Linked DNA regions of Homo sapiens: region 2 is linked to region 1. The links are chromatin loops, found by intact Hi-C in ENCODE. Cell type or tissue: PC-9. All regions are shown on one strand. Each heading gives the region's core, and the rest is flanking DNA. Links, peaks and the distances in the headings are about the cores only. Region 1 overlaps OAZ3 (ornithine decarboxylase antizyme 3). Region 2 has its middle 8.0 kb from the start of S100A10.

Region 1 (2,809 bases), core at 96-2,595:
ACTGTGTATCTTCCCACCTCAGATTCCAAGATAAACTAATTTGGGTCTCTTTCCCAACCAGCATCACTTATAAGGAAGAGGAGGACTTGACACTCCAGCCCCGTTCCTGCCTCCAGTGCTCCTGAGTCCCTAGTAGGCCTCCAGGAGGGCAAAAGCACCGAGCAGGGTAACCACGACCAGCTTAAAGAACTGTATTCGGTAAGTGGACTGTGAGCTAGTGCTGTGACAGGGCAACCCTTTTCTTGCATACCTTGCAGAGGAGGGACATTAGCAAGTTGGAAGATGAATTACAGAGGTAGATGGAATCTTGGAACGCATGTGTAAAAGCTACTTGCTATATAGACAAGCATTCTGGCCCACAGACTGTAAAATCAAGGTCATACAGATGGTAGTGAAAATCAGGATTGGGAAAAGAGGGAGTGGGGACAAAGGTAAAACAAACTCTGTAGGACTTCTGGGACATAAAGCTGTTTATGCCAAGATCCTGCTTAAAGATGCTAAGCAGGATCTGGAATCCAGAACTTGCCCACATATCATATTGCAATAACAAGCCTGGTTGTAACCATGGCATTTTAAATAGAAGAATTTAGAGAAAACCCATATAATGAAAAAAGTGGAAATTATTAGTGAGAAAGGAAGCACATTATAAAGCTTTGTTTAAATCCTAAGCTCTCTGATGTAAACATTTCTAAGTTCCTAAATGGTTATTGTACTCCTGGGTTGAAGTCAACAGGCAGTAATACTGCCTCAGCTGGATTGTTTGATATAAAGGAGAACTCCACAATAGGCATAGGCTATTAGTTCCTGGGACTAAGGGATATTATTGCATCTTTAAGATCTTGGCTCCAATTCTCCCAGGCTCTCCCCATCAATGCCCACCTTGCTTCAACGGACACACCCCCATCTGCCTGAGGTCTGATTTGAAGACTAGAGGAGCATTTTTACTCCTTTTCCAGGCTGGGAACTTGACGGTGCTGGCTACTGACCCCCTGCTCCACCAGGACCCAGTACAGTTAGACTTTCACTTCCGCCTTACCTCCCAGACCTCTGCCCATTGGCACGGCCTTCTCTGTGACCGTCGACTCTTCCTGGATATCCCATATCAGGCCTTGGATCAAGGCAACCGGGAAAGGTGACTGAGCCTGGATGGGAGAATGGGGAGGGAATAGGTAGGGGATTTCACCCTTCTATCATGTCATAGTACATAAGGCTAATTCTGGAGCTAGATATAAGCAATCCATTCACCTGGCATGCAGACAAGCCTGTGAGCTGAGCCAGGATCTGGGGTTCAAGGGATAAGAGTCCATGGGAAGCTGGACTCAGATCCAGAAATAGTTGAATAACGGGAAGTACTTTCTAGCTGTTCATCTCAGTAGTCCTTTCTCCCCAGACCCCTTCTGTGGCTTACATCCAGTGATGTGCAATCTCTTGGCTTCCAAGAAAAATCTACCAAAACTAGTTTAGCAACTTTCATTTCCTGGCTTGGGTGGGTGGAGGGCAGAAAACGACCAATAATATTTTTACTGCTCCAAGTAGGTGTCTTTCTGGATTCTGAGTTGGCCAAATTTTTTTTTCCCAGTATTTATTGATCATTCTTGGGTGTTTCTCACAGAGGGGGATTTGGCAGGGTCATAGGACAATAGTGGAGGGAAGGTCAGCAGATAAACAAGTGAACAAGGGTCTCTGGTTTTCCTAGGCAGAGGACCCTGCGGCCTTCCGCAGTGTTTGTGTCCCTGGGTACTTGAGATTAGGGAGTGGTGATGACTCTTAACGAGCATGCTGCCTTCAAGCATCTGTTTAACAAAGCACATCTTGCACCGCCCTTAATCCATTTAACCCTGAGTGGACACAGCACGTTTCAGAGAGCATGGGGTTGGGGGTAAGGTTATAGATTAACAGCATCCCAAGGCAGAAGAATTTTTCTTAGTACAGAACAAAATGGAGTCTCCTATGTCTACTTCTTTCTACACAGACACAGCAACAATCTGATTTCTCTATCTTTTCCCCACATTTCCCCCTTTTCTATTCGACAAAACCGCCATCGTCATCATGGCCCATTCTCAATGAGCTCTTGGGTACACCTCCCAGACGGTGTGGCGGCCGGGCAGAGGGGCTCACTTCCCAAAAGGGGCGGCCGGGCAGACGCACCCCCCACCTCCCGGAGGGGGCGGTGGCCGGGTGGGGACTGCCCCCCACCTCCCTCCCAGACGGGGCGGCTGACCGGGCGGGGGCTGCCCCCCACCTCCCGGACGGGGCAGCTGCCGGGCGGAGACGCCCCTCACTTCCCAGACGAGGCGGCTGCCGGGCGGAGGGGCTCCTCACTTCTCAGACAGGGCGGACGGGCAGAGATGCTCCTCACCTCCCAGATGGGGTCGCGGCTGGGCAGAGACACTCCTCAGTTCCCAGACAGGGTCGTGGCCGGGTAGAGGCGCTCCCCACATCCCAGACGATGGGCGGCTGGGCGGAGACGCTCCTCACTTCCTAGACGGGATGACGGCCGGGCAGAGGCGCTCCTCACATCCCAGACGATGGGCGGCCAGGCAGAGACGCTCCTCACTTCCCAGACGGGGTGGTGGCCGGGCAGAGGCTGCAATCTCGGCACTTTGGGAGGCCAAGGCAGGCGGCTGGGAGGTGGAGGTTGTAGCGAGCCGAGATCACGCCACTGCACTCCAGCCTGGGCAACACTGAGCACTGAGTGAACGAGGCTCCGTCTGCAATCCCGGCACCTCAGGAGGCCGAGGCTGGCAGATCACTCGTGGTTAGGAGCTGGAGACCAGCCCGGCCAACACAGCGAAACCCCGTCTCCACC
Region 2 (2,809 bases), core at 156-2,655, 230 kb after region 1:
AAGAAAACAGCTTTAGTGAAGAGGCAGTGTTATAGCTCCATGAGTACTCCTACAGAGCAGGGCTACCCAGTAGGCACAGAGCAGCAGCTCAGGGCAGTTTTGCAGTTGTATTTATATAACCCACTTTTAATTGCATGCAGATTAAGGGGTGGTTTAATGCAGAAATTTCTAGGGAAGGGGTAGTAGATTTTGGGTCATTGGGGCATTGCCATGGAAAGGGGTAGTAACTGCCCAGATATTGCCATGGCAATGGTAAATTGACATGGCACACTAATGGGCATGTCTGATTGAAAGCTGCTTTTGCCCAAGCCCTGTTTTAGCTAGTCCTCAATCTGATCTGGTGTCTGAGCTCCGCCTCTGGCATCAAGTCCCACCTCCTACCTCAGGAAGGCAAATAAAATAGAAATAGAGGGGAAAATGAAACTAATACAAAAATTTGGTAAGTTTATAATGAGTGCCATCATGGGAAATCAAGAGTCTGAGTGAGAGAATTGAAGGGACCCATTTTAGGTAGGAAATCAGGAAAGACTTCTCTGAGAAGGGGATACTTAAATCCAGCCTTAGAGGAGGAAGAGAAACTAGGATTGCAAATAAAGGAGGGGTGGGAGGAAGTGTCCTAAGGGGAGGAAAAAGCCCATGAAAAGGCCCAGAGATGAGGAGAAGCTGGGTCTGTTAGAGGAATTGAAAAACCACTAGTGTGTCTGAAGCAAGGCAAGTGTGACATGGGATGAGGCCGAGAGGGAGTACAGCTGAGCTACAGGGATCTGGTCAACCCTTTTTGTTGGTAATGGAAAAAATAAAACAATTATGTAATATAGTGGTTGTAAGTGCAGACTCTGGAGTTTCAGACAGGCTTGGGAGGAAATCACGTTTTCTCTGCCCCTCATTAGCTGTGTGATCTTGGACATGTCCTTTTCCAAGGAGAAGACAACTTACTCTTCACCTTCAGTGAAGTGATCAGGCAGAACGGAATGCTAGCTTGTCTGAATCCCAGTGTTTGGCACTCGGGGAGAACTCTGCAAGACATGACCTGCCTATCATGGACTGTGGTCTGCCAGACTGATAGGGTGCATTTCTCCTCTCTTCATTAAAACTTGAGAGCAAGTGGTGTTCCAGGCAAACATTTGGATGCTGTGTCAAAGGGAAACAGTTACTGAAGCCACAGATACTCTTTGTTCATTGATGATACTGGAATGTGGCTGGGGAGAGCTCAGACCCACAGAAATTGGACTCTGTGGGGCCCCAGTGACTCAAACCCCTTGTGAAATGCTGGCTGCTTGGTATGAACTGACGCCTCAACAATGTTAGCAGCAGCTAGCTCTGGGGTTTCTGGGCAGTCCTATTGGCTGAAAGCTGGGGAGGCTGCCATAAGGCTTTCTGGAAATATTTAAAATGGACAATTTACTGGGAAAGGGTGTGTTCTTGCTTTGTAGCTAATGCTGTGGGACCCTCTGGTGGCCACAGTGGGAATAGCTTGACAGTGGGGTTTACTTTCTCTTGAGTGGCCCAGGCAGGAAATCCTTGGCTGGAAACCAGAGGATTGAATATGGGGCTGGAAAGATTACCTAGTTGGCTTGAGATGGAGGCTGTGATTTAGGTTGACATCCTACCCCATTTTCTCTTGCTTTTGGCAGCATTTCTCTGGGCTTGAGCAGTGAGAAAAGTAATGCTCTGTGTACAAGACGCCAAAAAAAAATATATATATATATATATATATAGGTGAAAATAGGTTGTTAAGTTGAACTAGTGTCTGGTACCATATGGACCAAAACCTCAGTTTGAGCATAGGATTCCACCAGTTTTATTGGTTGACTTTTAAGTGAATTCATTCTAACAGCTTTGAGCACAGATATTCTGAAAGCTAAAGTGCTTAGCTGTTGGAGGATGTACTGGCTGGTAATTAGTGGGGCATCTGTGAGGTCTTGTATCATGTGACCAATGTATGGTCATATGACCAACATATGGCCATTTGATAGAAGAACACAAATGGGCTGGACACGGCTCATGCCTGTAATCTCAGCACTTTGGGAGGCCGAGGCAGGCAGATCACCTGAGGTCAGGAGTTCAAGACCAGCCTGACCAACATAGTGAAACCCTGTGTCTACTAAAAATACAAAATTAGCTTGGTGTGGTGGTGCATGCCTGTAATCCCAGTTACTTGAGAGGCTGAGGCAGGAGAATCACTTGAACCCAGGAGGCGGAGGTTGCAGTGAGCCGAGATCGCACCACTGCACTCCAGCCTGGAGACAGAGCGAGACTCTGCCAAAAACAAACAAACAAACAAACAAACAAAACAAAAAAACCCCCACAAACATACTCCAAGTCTTCTTGTTAAAAATTAACACAATAATTTTATATTCTATGAAGTTCTGTCTCATATGTTATCTTATTTGTTTCTTATGATCACTCCAAGAAATATTTTAGGTCGATTAGTGCTATGATTATAGTAATAATTATTGTGGTTTATGTATATTATCTGTAAATCTAACAAAAGCCCTGTAAAATAGATAGCCAGTCTGTTTTCAGATGTGGAAAGGAAGCTCAGAGAGGCTACATAACTTCCCTAAGGGCATTGATATAGTCCTATTGGAACCCAGATAAGCTTAGTCTCAAAGCCTCCCCTCTTGTCACCACCCGACTCTGCCTTACTCTTGGTAGAACCACAGCGATGACAGCTGCTTGGGAACATAACCACAATCTGGGCAGGAACATGAGAAGTGTTCACAACCAGCACTGAGGTGAGGTAGCATGTGTGGGCAGTGCTGCACGGGGGACTTCAGAACAGCAGGCTCCCTCTTGGCTGGACTCT

Evidence for each region. A loop is a pair of places that touch in the nucleus more often than their neighbours do. Peaks named below come from ENCODE experiments on the same cell type or tissue, not always from the same donor. Only the 100,000 strongest peaks of a DNase experiment are listed, where the experiment ranks them.
Region 2: it touches region 1 in a loop (4-fold over the local background); 7 of 110 quality-filtered maps call a loop at or near these places.

What each region holds. Positions count from the first base shown.
Region 1 is chr1:151,767,102-151,769,910 of GRCh38, forward strand. OAZ3 (ornithine decarboxylase antizyme 3) reads left to right here. Exons shown (of 5, transcript NM_016178.2): 2 at 62-198; 3 at 957-1,132. It also overlaps a transcript of TDRKH not described here. Among named protein-coding and RNA genes, the nearest start is that of OAZ3, 1.9 kb to the left of the region's middle. RefSeq lists enhancers at 1,969-2,665, 2,666-2,809. In PC-9, for the core only: no CTCF peak of the experiment used is centred there; a DNase peak (open chromatin) is centred at 1,460; H3K4me3 peaks cover 270 bases; H3K27ac peaks cover 850 bases.
Region 2 is chr1:152,000,455-152,003,263 of GRCh38, forward strand. No RefSeq gene overlaps it. Among named protein-coding and RNA genes, the nearest start is that of S100A10, 8.0 kb to the left of the region's middle. In PC-9, for the core only: a CTCF peak has its summit at 1,433 (motif pointing left); a DNase peak (open chromatin) is centred at 1,337; H3K27ac peaks cover 1,837 bases.